Linked DNA regions of Homo sapiens: regions 2 and 3 are each linked to region 1. Evidence: read pairs that join two places in POLR2A ChIA-PET (ENCODE). Cell type or tissue: MCF 10A. All regions are shown on one strand.

Evidence for each region. Peaks named below come from ENCODE experiments on the same cell type or tissue, not always from the same donor. Only the 100,000 strongest peaks of a DNase experiment are listed, where the experiment ranks them.
Region 2: POLR2A ChIA-PET joins it to region 1 with 13 read pairs; 1 of 35 experiments calls an interaction of 5 or more read pairs at or near these places.
Region 3: POLR2A ChIA-PET joins it to region 1 with 5 read pairs; 1 of 35 experiments calls an interaction of 5 or more read pairs at or near these places.

What each region holds. Positions count from the first base shown.
Region 1 is chr19:46,112,628-46,117,627 of GRCh38, forward strand. It overlaps a transcript of IGFL2 not described here and the pseudogene LOC100533846. Among named protein-coding and RNA genes, the nearest start is that of IGFL3, 9.6 kb to the right of the region's middle. In MCF 10A, no CTCF peak of the experiment used is centred here; a DNase peak (open chromatin) is centred at 2,984.
Region 2 is chr19:46,204,050-46,209,049 of GRCh38, forward strand. It overlaps a transcript of IGFL2 not described here. Among named protein-coding and RNA genes, the nearest start is that of IGFL2-AS1, 3.5 kb to the left of the region's middle. In MCF 10A, no CTCF peak of the experiment used is centred here; a DNase peak (open chromatin) is centred at 2,362.
Region 3 is chr19:46,220,013-46,225,012 of GRCh38, forward strand. No RefSeq gene overlaps it. Among named protein-coding and RNA genes, the nearest start is that of IGFL1, 7.2 kb to the right of the region's middle. In MCF 10A, no CTCF peak of the experiment used is centred here; DNase peaks (open chromatin) are centred at 2,199 and 3,973.

The DNA of each region.
Region 1 (5,000 bases):
CCTAAAACTTGTTTGACCTTAGAACTTTCAAATATGTTAGAGAATAGATTTTCTAATAGCTTAAGCCTGCAGAGGAGGAGTGGGAGTAGACAGCTTGTCGCTGTGATGGCTGCCAGTGGCTGAAAGTGATTTGGAAGAATCATCACATTCTGGATGTAATGTAATGTTTTGGTTTGGTTTTTACAAATCTGCTATCAAATTGATGATGTGGCTCATACTTGGTAATGGTGTCAAGGAAATACAGTACATTAGAGCTGCTGCTCAGAGTGGAAAGGTGCATGTTAGGAAAGAGGTCAATTCCTTCAAAACACTTGTAAGTTTGTTTTAATACCAATTGAAATACAAATGGAATTTTCTTGGAGAAAAGAAAAAGTCTATTAATAAATTGAGAGAGAATTTCTATTTGGGTGCACCCATAGGAGAAAAATCCCATTGCATTCCATCTTTTCATCAGGGCAGCAATAAATATCATGACTAAAACACATCTGTCATAGAGTGTGTGAAATACATCTGAGATGAGACCCAGACTGCTGGTCAACACATCATAGAATGATTCTACAGAGGCAAAAAGCGTTCCGTCCTCTCTTAGAGGGAGATGAAAAGACGTTGGTAGACAAAATGAAGACCTAGTACTCACTATCACTCCTCCAGACAGGATGTGTTCTGCACTTTCCTGGTATGCCATTTTGTTCATAGCCTGAAGTCAGACTGTTGTTGGATGTATTCAGAAATTTCCAAAGCACTAATAAAAACAGGAAAGGATCAATCATGGGGACATTTGGAAACTTCCATTTTGACTGAACAAATGGAATCCACGTAGATATCCAGGATTACGACAAAGAAGATAAGCATTGTGGAAGCCATAAAGGGAGAAATCCAAGATTTATCTTTAACCTCAGTTGTCACAGGAAAGACAATGACCCATGGGCACAAGAGAAGCAGGAAATAAGATGGGATAAAGCTTGAAGACTTTTGGCTCCACTGATGTCTATAGAGAGCTTTCTGGGAGCTGTATGAAAACCAGCTTTACACCACAAAGCCAAGACTAGCAATAATATTCCATGCTTGTTATCTGCCATGTCTAAGAAGGCAATGGTTGTGTAAAGCATGTAAGTTAGAGCCCTGAACTACCCTAATTAAATGGGGTGTTCAGCCGTTTTAGCCTTGAGATCATCACTGTCAAAAAACAGCAATAAATAGATGACAGCAATAATGAAGAAAGCAGTCCCCTGTATTGAAGTTCTGCTCTGTGTTACAAAAAGAGCTTGGTTTATGGCTGTATTTCTTAGAGATGAGAGACAAAATATACAGACAATGGCCAGACCACATATAAAAACAGAACTCTGACCCATAACCTACAGCAGCCTGCCTAGGAAATCAACCCACTTTTCTACAATAAACAGCCCAGGAAGCCACTTGCTGTAAGTCACACTTGTAGGAAGTCAGACTTTCTCTGGTAACAATCCAGGAAACTAAACAGTAACTCCAGTAACAGTCAGCTCCAAATGGCCAGGACTTTATTAATAACTGACAACTTCCCAAATTTTTGTTCCTGTTTCTAACTTAGGAGCAACGTAGGAAAGCCAAATACGTACCCTAAACCAATCCCATAGGATGCTGTGCATCTAGTTAGCTATCCTCAGCTTCCCCATGCCAACAGCCTCCAATCAGGGAACATGCGAAAAAAAGGGTGATACCTTTTCCACTATAAAGCTTTCCTACTCCTCTGCTGGTCTTTGAGTCTCTCCCAAAATGGAAGTGATGGTGGCTGACTTCTTTGTTGTAGAATAGATAGCCTTTACTTTCTTATTTGGTTAGTCTTTGTTTTCACAGAAGTTATTGGCGAACTCCATTTATTAAAGTCATGGGTGCTGATATGGTTTGGCTCTGTGTCCCCACCCAAATCTTACCTTGAATTACCCCACATGTTAGGGAGGGACATGGTGGGAGGTGATTGGATCATGGGGGCAGTTTCCCTCATTCTTTTCTCGTGATAGTGAGTGAGTTCTCCTGAGATCTGATGGTTAAAAAGTGTGGCACTTTCTCCTTCTCTCTCTCCTGCCACCATGTAAGATACGCCTTGGTTCCCCTTTGCCTTCTGCCATGATTTTAAATTTCCAGAGACCTTCCCAGCCAAGCGGAACTGTGAGCCAATTAAACCACTTTTCTTTATAAATTACCCAGTCTCAGGCAGCTCTTCATAGCAGTGTGAAAATTGACTAATACAGGTGCTTTTTGAAAATGCAGTTTCCTGGACTCCCCACAGGTTTACAGAATCAGAATCTCTGGGAGTAAGGCCCAGAAATTTGCATTTTCATCCATAGCCCTAGTGGCTCTCATGCATACTAATATTGAGGACCAGTGTCCTAGAATATTTGGTGATTATCTTTCTCTGGCATTTGTATCACACCTATGTTCATCCATAGCCCTAGTGACTCTTGTGCATGCTAATATTGAGGACCAGTGTCCTAGAATATTTGGTGATTATCTTTCTCTGGTTTTCGTATCACAACTATGTTATGTGTATGAAATACCTAACTATCCCCACTTGTGTGTTTCAAAAGGTCCTTTTGCCTACAGGAGCAGGCTAAATCTCATGACATTCCCCACACTCAATCCTCACCCAGAATTCCTGAGCTCTGGGGAAGGTGCCATCTCCAGCCTGGTTTGCAAGCCAGAAACACAGGCTCTCTCTTACAGGGAAAATGAAAATACATTTTAAAAATGTGAATAACCCCCAAAATATCAGGTAAGGCACATAAAACAAAAATAAGGCGGCGTCAGTAGAAAACACAAGACAAAATGAAATGCAGCGAATCACTGGAAATGTTGAGGGAAGTAGCAGTTCTGGGTCAGGGGAGGCAGAAACAGCTACAGCTTGGGAGCTGTGGCCAGTGTGTTCTCTGAGAGGTAGCTATGCAGACCCAAGCTAACAGCCAACCCCAGAAACCTCAGCCTGATTCAGATTCACCTCAGGGTGAATCTGGTGACTCAGCCTGAGTGGGAGCAGTTTCACTACCCGACTCTCTGTGTAATTTAATCTTGTGTTTGCAGCCAATACCTAGCCAATACAGAAAATTAATGTATGGGAGGAGGCCAGCTGCTCTTGACATGGAAAGTTCAGATTATTTTCAAGCTTCAAGAAGGGAACCAGCGACAGGGATAAATGAATGAGTAGAGCCACTTACCAGCAAAAAGCGTTGGAATTTTTTCTATACCACTCCAGCCCCTCATTGCAGGGCTGCTGTAGAGAACTGATGTCCCCAGTTCTGCCCATCTCAGGTATACTCCAGGAGGCTCGCCGGCTGACAGCTTCCTTGCTCTGCCGCCTGTGTGAAGGGGCTGCCACTCTCTGTTCTCAGGTCTTGGTGACTGATGATGGGTCCATTTTTCCTTTTGTTGATGTTATAAGTGGGACTGTTAATTCTATTTTTGGATTGTTCATTTCCCAATCTTTTTTTTTATTATTATACTTTAAGTTCTAGGGTACATGTGCACAACATGCAGGTTTGTTACATATGTATACATGTGCCATGTTGGTGTGCTGCACCCATTAACTCGTAATTTACATTAGGTATATCTCCTCATTTCCCAGTCTTTTAAGACATACCAAATAATTTTCTCTGTGAGTGTGAGCTTACAGAAAAGAGCTCTCGTTGTCTTTCTGGCAGCAACACCGTTGATAATGCATTGCTGGCAATATCTACTTGTGGTTTTCTGTAAAAATGCTGTGAGTTTAAGGACATTTACCTAATAGTCTGACTGGGAAATCCTAGATTTTAGTAATTAAAAAAATACATTGCTTTGCCTCTAGCAAATAAGAACAATGTCTCTTTGCTGATTCAGATATATTGAATCTTTCCAAAGCATTTGCTTTAGTTAAAGCAATTTTTGATTAGTATTATTCTAATTAGAACAATTTTTAAATTTTTACAGATGAGGTTTCACTCTGTTGCACAGGCTAGTCTCGAAATTCTGGCCCCAAGGAATCCTCCTACCTCAGCCTCCTGGGTTGTGGGGATTACATGTGCTTGCTACTGAAGCGGGCCAATTAGTATTTTTTTAATGGACAAGTTATAATTGTGTGCATTTATTTGATACAATGTGATGTTCTAATTCATGTAACGGAGTTCTGGGAAAGTCATACCAACCTACAGTGGTACCTTTGTGGAAAGATTAAATCAAGCTAATTAACATACCCATTACCTTGCTTATTATTTTTAGTTTTAATAGAGCCAGTAAATCTTTTCACACTCGAATTTAACTTATATTAAATTATTTATATTGTACAACTTACACAAGTTAAATTAATTAACTTGTTTATCTTATATTAAATTAGGCAATTATAATAACTAGTAAAAATTTTATATACTGGTTTGGCATAAACTTAATTGATTGGAGTAAAAGTAGGCAAGGATTTGATTCTAAAATGAAGCCTTAAAATCTTGAGCTTTATTTTGACTATTTTTTTCTCATTATGTAAGGTACTTTATTATTTATTTTTAAAATAATTTTAAGCTTTAATTGAGCTAAGCCTATTCAGTAAGTTTTTCAGTATACCTAGAGAATAAAGGTTAATTGAGGCTGCAGTTAGGAAGATTTCTCTCTTTTTAAATTTTTATATTTTGTAGATATTTTGTAGGTATGAGGTGTCACTATGTTGCCCAGGCTGGTCTTGAACTCCTGGCCTCAAGTGATCATTTTACTTCTGCCTCTCAAAGTGCTAGGATTACAGGTGTGAGTCATTGCACCAGGCCAAGAAGAATTCTCTTAAAAGTCAATTTTTTTTTCTGATTGAATTGGTGGTTTCCAGTCCCTTCTTTTTTGTTGTTTTTTGTTTGTTTGTTTGCTTGCTTGCTTGATTTTTTTAGAGACAGAATTTGTGCTGTCACCCAGGCTAAAGTGCAGTGGTATAATCATAGCTCACTGCAGCCTCAAACTCCTGGGCCCAAGGGATCCTCCCACGTCAGCCTCTCAAGTAGCTGGGACTACATGCATGT
Region 2 (5,000 bases), 91 kb after region 1:
AGATTCCTGTCTGTCACCTGGGAGAGGCTCCCTGAGGCCAGGTGGAAATCATACCCGGATGCCACCAGAATGATGATTCAGCCCTTTCCGTGCTTGTTCCAGAGGGGAAGCCCATGAAAGGAGGACAGCCAGTGCTCTCCTGTGTGCCACGTTCCAGAAGCTCAGGTCTCCCACCAGCAGCTGGGGTTGTGGGAAAGTCTTCCCTGAGGCCAGCCCCCGGGTGCCTGGGATCAGGGCCTGCTTGCCTTTCTGGACGAGCTGGGCCTGGGACTGGGGGGGGTTGCTGGGCTGAGACAGGGGTACCTGGGTCCAGTCTAGATGGTGTCTGTGACCTGCAGGGGCCCCTCATGCCAGGGTGCTCTTTACATAGAGGGAATAGGGTGAGAAAATATGACCAACAGATGTTGGAGTTTACTGTTATTTCCCAGGAAGCCATGAGAATCCTGTGACCCTGGAAAGAGACAGGGTTCCCAATAACTAGGGACATGGCAGTGAGTGATGCAGCCCTGCTCCCTGTCCTCAAACAGCTCTAGGTCCACTGTCCCTAAACAGTGACAACACAGAGTGGGCAGCTTTGGGATGTGGAATGCACAGGCGGCTGCTTCGGGAATTTTGATATGGGGTTTTAGCAGCTCCTGCTGCTTGCTGGGAAAAATCCCTCAGGGAATTGTAATGGACTTCAGGAGAAATGACACACAGGTGCTCGTGTATATGAAATAAGTTGTTGTTTTGTTTTTTGTTTGTTTTTGAGACAGTCTCACTCTGTCGCGCAGGCTGGAGTGCAGTGGCACGATCTCGGCTCACTGCAACCTCTGCCTCCCGGATTCAAGCGCTTCTCCTGCCTCAGCCTCCCAAGTAGCTGGGATTACAGGTACCTGCCACCACACTCAGGTATTTTTTTTTTTTTTTGTAGTTTTAGTATAGACGGGATTTTGCCATGTTGGCCATGCTGTTCTCAAACTCCTGACCTCAGGTGATCCACCTGCCTTGGCCTCCCAAAGTGCTGGGATTACAGGCGTGAGCCACCGTGCCCAGCATGAAATAAATTTTATAACCTGAATAGGACCCGGTAATATAGGAGTTAAGAAGAAATTATTTTAGGCAGATAGTGAAGGTAAGAAAGTCCTTGGTAAGGTTTTTCTTTTAATGAAAAGCACCCTCCAAATCATATACTTTTCCAACAAACAGCAGCCATTAAAATCAAGCCACAGACATAGAAAGGCAGGCTAGAAGCTTCCACAGGTGAATGCCAGCATTTGTGCCAATAGGAAAAGGCTACCTGGGACTAGGCATTTTCAAAATGGCAGCTCCATCTTCCCTTTTCCTTTCCAACCACATGCACAGTAGAAAGCAGATAACATGGCATCCACCAAGTGGAAAGTCCATTTGCATAATAAGATTAGGGTGGGGTGGTCAGCTTCTTCCAGCACTATGTAAATGTCACAGCTGATCCAACCAATCTGTGGGCCCTATGGAAATCAGATACCACCTCTTCAAACCCGTCTATAAAATCCAGTGCACTCTGCTGTAGGCTGGAAGTCCCATTCAGGTGCTGAGAGAGAGAGAGAGAGCTGTTCTTCTTTCTCTCTCTTTTGCCTATTAAACCCCTGCTCCTAAACCCACTTCTTGTGTCCATGTACTCGATTTTCTTGGTTTGAGACAATGAACCTTGTGTATTTACCCCAGATGATGACGCCACATTACCAGTGTCAGCACTCCCCAAGAAGAAGGATTGAGGCTTGGTCCAGTGTGAAGCAAGTGGGCCGTTAAACACGTGGCTTTGGCTAGTTTTTGAGCATGGGGCTATGGTGAGGGTTGCTGCCTGTGGGCTGGGGCTTGAGTGGTTTGAACGTCCTTCTGCTGCCAAGACAGAAAGCACATGGTGTGCCCAGATGTGCATTGGAGGTGACTGAGGAAGGGCTGGGAAGCTGACAATATCCAAAAATCTAATGTTGTTGTCATACAGGGAGATAAACAGGGCTACTAGAAAATAGCTTATCTGACCCTTTGAGAAAATGTAGAGAGAAGAGTCCAACCCAGGGCTGTTTGACCACAAAGTCTCAGGATTGCTGAGAGAGGGACTCTTGCATCCACAGAGCCCTGGCCCTGCCCCACTGCCCTCCCTCGAACCCAGCTTCTGACACCCCCTGCCCCGTCATCATCACCCACTGCTGTTTTCTCTACCCAGCCTGACTCAGCTGCCCTGACAGATGGGGACCAAGGCCAAGGAGGGCCAGCTGGGCTCCTCTCTTCCAAGAGATGGCAACTCCAGCCCTGCCCTCAGGAATGTGCTTTTCTCCCTGGCACTGGCTGCTCTCCAGGCCTAAATTCAACCCTGTTTTTAGCACAGAAAACCAGGCCAAATGCCACACCCAGTCTCAGCATACGAAGCACCTAGAACTGACACTGTGAGCTCTGAACTCTTTGTGTGTGTGGGGCGGGGTGAGGGGGAGCAACATGCCCGGACAGGTAGTCAGTGATTTTTAAGAAAGATGGAGGCGAGCTTATACCCAGAGGATTTTTCCTTCCAGTGTTTAGTAACTGTTTGGCTGTGACTTGCTAGGAAGCACTCATATTACATCAGTCCAAAAGAAAGTTTAATTGAACACTGATGAATAAGACACTGTGCCATGCACACTCTTCTATTTCTTTTGATTCTAGTTGAATGTATAAGATACCCATGTTGATGAATAAATTGATTCACAACCTGAGAGTGTCACAATCCCCATGTTGGAGATCACTGCTCTACCCTGCAGCTTCAGGAGAGGGGAGGCCAGAAGGCAGAATGAGAAATGGGGTCGGGGGTGTGAGTGCTTATCTCATCCACCCATGACAGCGAGTGGGCCTGCAGGACTCTGGAAATTGCATGAGAATTTCTGCTCCATCAGCTTCCTGCCTGGTCTCATGCTCCCATCTCAATCCTCTCACCCACCCTCCTCCCAGCAGAAGGACACACGGATTTTCCTGAATCACAATCTGATCACTTCTATCCCCTGCTTAAGACCTGTCTGTAGCTTGAGTACACTGAGAAGAACAGTTCTCACCAAGGCTCATAAGGGGAGGTGGACAGGGGAAGCGATGGGGATGGTGGGAGCTTCCCTGGCCTTCCTGGACACCCCATCCTCTCAGCACCTCCACATGTTCAGCAACTGGGAAGTTCAACTCTAGTTTTTCAAGAGTTTTTATAAAGTTTGGTCCTTATCTCCTCGCCATTGCCACTTTTCTTGGAAGTTGGTGGGTGATACTGAAAGTTTCTACCCTCTAATCCTCAAATCTTTTGGTCTTTGTGATGACTGGCATGATACTGAGGCTACCTGGGGACCCTTCCCTAATTCACATTTTTTTTTTTTGAGAGGGAGTCTCACTCTGTCACCCAGGCTGAAGTGCAGTGGCATGATCTCAGCTCACTGCAACCTCCGCCTCCCAGGTTCAAGCAATTCTTCTGCTTCAGCCTCCCGAGTAGCTGGGATTACAAGCGCCCACCAGCATGCCCAGCTAATTTTTGTATTTTTCGTAGAGACGGGGTTTCGTCATGTTGGCCAGGCTGTTCTCAAACTCCTGACCTCAGATGATCCACCCGCCTCGGCCTCCCAAAGTGTTGGGATTACAGGTGTGAGCCACCGCACCTGGCCCCTAAATCACATTTTTAGCATGAACTCAGCTGGTGTGATCTGAAAGAGTCTCATCTGGAAGAACAAAAGACATTCCTATCACTCAGGAAATTCCAAGTTTAGCTTCATGGTAGGAACAAGAGTCAAAGAACAAACATTTTCATGTTATAGCACACCCAGTAAGCCATGGGTTCATCAGATTGGACTCTCTTTGCTCTGCCAAATTGGCAGCATTTGTGAGTTACCAATCCCAAGGGAGGACTCCCACTGCAGGGAGGATGGCAAAGGTCACCACTGCGCTAACCACCCGGAATAGGGGTCTGAACACTTCAGCCACCGCATCTTGGGCTGCACTCTGACTACACTGAGCGTGGTGAACAGAACACCCACAGCCACAGCCAGTTCGACAAAGCAGGTTAATTACTTACAGACAGGCAGCGAGGGACAGCGGAAGCCTAGGCTGCATGACTGTTCATCTCTCTGTACGACAAGAACATTCAATTTTTGGATATTGTCAGCTTCCCAGCCCTTCCTCAGTCACATCCAGTGCACATCTGGGCATACCATGTGCTTTCTGTCTTGGCAGCAGAAGGACATTCAAACTGGTCTCCCGGGGCTCAGGAGCACTGCCCAGGGCAGATAGAGTCTCCCATGCCTGCCCCACTTGCACCACAGCTGAGGACTCAGCAGTGAGCTCTGGGTTTTAGATGTGGTGGACACGCCCTGGGCTAGTGTGGCAGGACACCCCCTCTAGGAGGGATGGGAATGAGGCCAGGGCTGTCCTGGGCAGTTTCTCTTTAGCTCAAGGTGTTGCATTCTCTCGGAGGAATAGAAACCAAGCTTGGGCACTTTCAGGCAGTTCCTCCTTACTCAGGATGGTGCATTCTTATATAATTTGGCTCTGTCTTGCCACACAAATCTCATCTCACATTGTAATCCCCATGTGTCAGGGGAAGGATCTGGTAGGTGATTGGATCATGGGGGCAGTTTTTTCCATGCTGTTCTCCTGATAGTGGGGGAGTTCTCAGGAGATCTGATGGTTTAAAAGTGTGTAGAAGTTCCCGGCTCGCTCTCTTTCTCTCCTGCCACCATGGAAGGCGTGCCTTGCTTTTCCTTCACCCTCCAGCATGATTGTACATTTCCTGAGGCCACCTTGGCGTGCAGAACTATGAGTCAATTAAACCTCTTTCCTTTATAAATTACCCAGTCTCAGGTAGTTTTTTTTAGCAGTGTGAAAATGGACTAATACACATTTCTACTGTATTCTACAGTGATTCTGGGAACTGTGGGCAAGAAGAGAGGCGGGAAAGCCAGAGCCATCCAATGCTTGTCTTCTGGTGCCCTCCTCCAGGAAGCCATTCCTGGTGCCCTGGGCGCTGCTCCCAGCCT
Region 3 (5,000 bases), 110 kb after region 1:
AAAAGACACTGCCAGCCACTTCCCCAACACTGTCTCTGTAGATCACGTCACTACTGTGAAACCTAAAGAACTGGCCTTTGAGGGATTTTTCAGATTTAGCACTTCAGCAGACTCAGGGCTGTCGCATGGTCCTGAGGCTCCTTGAGTATTGCTCCTGCCTGTTGGGCTTGTTCCACCCACTCGGCCTGGCTGCACTCAGACCACACTACCACGTCAGATCCCACACCCACCACAGGCAAGCCGGGCATGGAGTGGTGAGCGGTGTGTCAGCAAGCGAGCATGAGGTCTGGCCACTGTGCACAGCCAAGCACTCTGGCTGCTTTGGTGGAGTGGGCAGCTCCATGAGCTGGCATAGATGCCATCTCCATGCAAGGCCGTGGCTGGCCCAGATGCAGGTGCCTGCAGCAGAAGCTGCATGTGGTACATCTGGACAAGGGGAACATGGCAGTGCCTGGAAGCTTGGAGACACCAAGAACCACAGAGCCCCAAAGAGGGTGTCACAGCCTAGCTTGACAAACCCCTAGGTCTCCAGTCCTCAAAAAGCTGCAGCTTTTCTCTGCTTCTTGTTACTGGTAATGTGCAGAGTGGGAGGTCATGTTTCAGCCCTGTTCGTGTTACAGTTCTTTCAGGGGCTGGGACCTAAGTTCTTTTTGCAGGTAGCAGGGACCAGCCTATGTGCGTGAAGTGTGCAGGTGGAACACAGAGCACTCCACCCACCCAGGTGGATATCAGAGGATGGGCGTTCAGGCACTAGTGAGGCCCAACCCTCTCCCTCAGTGACATCTGCGTTCCTAATATTCTTTTTGAACATCTGAAATTCCACCAAATTCCTGCCTGTCATCTGGGAGAGACTCCTTGAGGCCAGGTGGAAATCACACCCAGGTGTCACCAGGATAATGATTCAATCTCTTCTGCACTTATTCCAGAGGGCAAGCCCACGACAGGATGAAATCCCAATGCTCTCCTGTGTGCCACGTTCCAGAAGCTCAGGTTCCCCAGCAGCACCTGGGGTTGTGGGAAAGTCTTTCCTGAGGCCAGCCTGGGGCATCTGGGATCAGGGGCTGCTTGCCTTTCTGGAGGGGCTCAGCTCAGGACTGAGGGGGATTCTGGGCTGGAACAGGAGTGCCTGAGTCCCGTCCAGATGGTGTCTATGAGCTGCAGGGGGCCCTCATGCCAGGTTCTTTCTTACATAGAGGAAACTAGGGTGACAAAATGTGACCAATGGGAGTTGGAGTTTACTCTTATTTCCAAGGAAGCCATGAGAGTCCTGTGACCCTGGAAAGAGATGGGGTCCCCAATAACTAGGGACATGGCAGTGAGTGGTGCAGCCCGGCTTCCTGTCCTCAAAGAGTTTCAGGCCCACTGTCCCTGGACAGTGACAACCCAGAGTGGGCAGCTCTGGGATGGGGGACAGACACAGGCTGCTTCTTTGGGAATTTTGATATGGGGTTTTAGTGGCCCCTGCTGCTTGCTGGGAAAATTCCCCACCTTGGAATTGTAATCGATTTCAGGAGAAATGACACACAGTTGCTCATGGATATAAAATAAATTTTATAACCAAAATAGAACCCAGTGTCAGCACTCCCCAAGAAGAAGGATTCAGGCTTGGTCCAGTGTGAAGCAAGTGGGCACTTAGGCAGGTGGCTTTGCCTATTTTTTGTGCATGGGCCCATGGTGAGGGTTGCTGCATGTGGGCTGGGTTTTGAGGGGTTCGAATGTCTTTCTGCTGTGCAGAGAGGGAGCACATGCTCTGCCCAGATGTGCAGTGGATGTGACTAAGGACTGGAAAGCTGATAATCTCCAAAACTGAATGTTCTTGCCATACAGGGAGATGAAAGGGCTGCTAGAAAATAGCTTATCTAACCCTTTGAGAAAATGTAAAGAAAAGGTTCCAACCCAGGTGTGTGTGACCGCAAAGTCTCAGGATTGCTGAGACAGGGGCTTTTGCATCCACGGAGCCCCGGGTTGGTCCCGCTGCCCTCCCTCCCACTCAGCCTGTGACTCCCTGGCTCTGTCATCATCTCCCTCTGCTGATTTCTCTTCCCAGCCTGACTCAGCTGCCCTGAGAGATCAGGACCAAGGCCAAGGACGGCCAGCTGGGCTCCTCCCTCCCCAGAGACGCCAACCCAACCCTGCCCTGAGGAATGTGCTTCTCCTTGGCACTGGCTGGTCTCCAGACCTAAATTCAACCCTCTTTTTAGCAGGCTGAATGCCAAGCCCAATCTCAGCGCCCCCAGGAAGGACCTAGGACTGAGGCTGTGAGCTCTCAACTTGTTTTTTTGGGGCAACAGGCCAGGGCAGCTAGCCAGTGATTTTAGGAAAGACGAGGTGAACCTGTGCTCAGAGGATTTTTTCCTCCCAGTGTTTAGTAACTGTTTGGCTGTGACTCACTAGGAAAAGCTCATATCACATTATTTATGGCTTACACACAGCCCAAAAGAAAGTTTAATTAAACAGACGAATAAGATACTGTAGCGTGCACATTCCTCTATTCTTTACTGATGCTAGTTTAATATCTAAGATACCCATGGTGACAAATAAATTGGTTCACAACCTGAAGAAGTGTCACAATCCCCATGTTGGAGATCACTGCTCTACCCTGCAGCTGCAGGACAGGGGAGGCCAGAAGTGAGAGTGAGAAATGGGGTCGGGGATGTGAGTGCTTATCTCATCCACCCATGAGAGCGAGTGGGCCTGCAGGACTCTGGAAATTGCATGAGTATTTCTGCTCCATCAGCCTCCTGCCTGGTCTCCTGCTCCCATCTCAATCCTCCCAACCAGCCTCCTCCCAACAGAAGGACACACGGACTTTCCTGAATCACAATCTGATCACTTATATTTCCTGCTTAGGGCCTGCCTGTAGCTCGGGTGCACTGAGAAGAAAGACCATTTCTCACCGAGGCTCATAAGGGGAGGTGGACAGGGGAAGCGATGGGTATGGTGGGAGCTTCCATGGCCTCCTTGGACTCCAGATCCTTTCAGCACCTCCATGTGTTCAGCAGCCAGGAAGTTCAATTCTTCTTGTTCAGGAGTTTTTAGGCTGGGCATGGTGGCTCACACCTGTAATCCCAGCACGTTGGGAGGCTAAGGCGGGTGGATCACCTGAGGTCAAGAGTTCAAGACCACCCTGGCCATCATGGGGAAACCTCATCTCTACTAAAAAATACAAAAATTAGCCGGGCGTGGTGGCAGGCACCTGTAATCCCAGCTACTCGGGAGGCTCAGGCAGGGAGAATTGCTTGAACCTGGGAGGGGGAGGTTGCAGTGAGCCAAGATCGTGCCACTGCACTCCAGACTGGGTGACAGAGCAAAACTCTGTCTCAAAAAAAAAAAAGTTTTTATACTTTGGTCTTTATCGCCTCCCCATCATCACCTTTCTTGGAGGTTAGTGGGTGACACCGAAGGTTCCTTCCCTCTAATCCTCAGATCTTTTGGTCTTTCTTCTGGTGACTGCCGTGATGCTGAGGCTACCTGGAGACCCTACCCTAAGTCATATTTTTAGCATGAGCTAATGCTGTGTGATCTGAAAGAGGCTCATTAGGAATAACAAAAGACACTCCTGTCACTCAGGATGTTCCAAGTTCAGCATCATAATAGGAAGAGGGCCAAAGAACACACATTTTCATATTACAGCACACCTGGTAAGCCATGGGTTCATCAGACTGGACCCCCCTTACTCTGCCAAATTTGCAGCACTCATGAGTTACCAATCCCAAGGGAGGACTCCCACTGCAGGGAGGATGGCAAAGGTCACCACTGCGCTAACCACCCGGAATAGGGGTCTGAACACTTCAGCCACCGCATCTTGGGCTGCACTCTGACTACACTGAGCGTGGTGAACAGAACACCCACAGCCACAGCCAGTTCGACAAAGCAGGTTAATTACTTACAGACAGGCAGCGAGGGACAGCGGAAGCCTAGGCTGCATGACTCACTGGTCCCCCGAGGCTCAGGAGCACGGCCCAGGGCAGATAGAGTCTCCCGTGCTTGCCCCACTTGCACCACAGCTGAGGACTCAGCAGTGAGCTCTGGGTTTTATATGTGGTGGACACGTCCTGGGCTAGTGTTACAGGAGACCCCCTCTGGAAGGGATGGGAATGAGGCCAGGGCTGTCCTGGGCAGTTTCTCTGTAGCTCAAGTTGTTGCATTCTCTGGGAAGAATAGAAACGAAGCCCGGGCACTTTCAGGCAGTTCCTCCTTTCTTAGGATGGTGCATTCTGATATAGTTTGGCTCTGTGTCCCCACACAACTCTTCTCTCAAATTGTAATCCCCATGTGTCAGGGAAGGGGCCTGGTGGGAGGTGACTGGATCATGGGGGCAATTTCTCTATTGTTGTTCTCATGATAGTGGTCGAGTTCTCACGAGATCTGATGGCTTAAAAGTGTGTGGCAGTTCCCTGCTCCCTCTCTTTCTCTCCTGCCATCATGGAAGATGTGCCTTGCCTTCCCTTCACCCTCTGCCATGATTGTACATTTCCTGAGACCTCCTTAGTCATGAAAAACTGAATCAATTAAACCTCATTCCTCTATAAATTATCCAGTTTCAGGTCATTCTTTATAGCACCATGAAAATGAACTAACACGCACTTCTAGTGCATTCTACAGTGATTCTGGGAACTCTGGGCAAGAAGAAAGGTGGGAAAGCCAGAGCCATCCAATGATTGTCTCCTGGTGCCCTCCTCCAGGAAGCCATTTCTGGTGCCCTGGGCACTGCTCCCAGCCTTGCTCATCCTGGGTCATCACTGTTTGGAGAGGTGTCTCTGTCCTCCCTGGACTATGAAAACCAGGAGGGCAGGACCTGGAACTAAGTCACAACTGTGGCCATAGAATCCACTAGCACAGAGGAAGTGCACAGGGTGTATTAAATGAATGAATGAAAAAAGTGAATTGACGATGAAAGCCCTATGTTCAGGGTGTGTCTCACTCAACCTGTCTGTCCTGTCATGGTGACTTGGTGAGACTTGTTGCCTGCAGGTCTCCAAACCTCCCTGTCTTCCAGA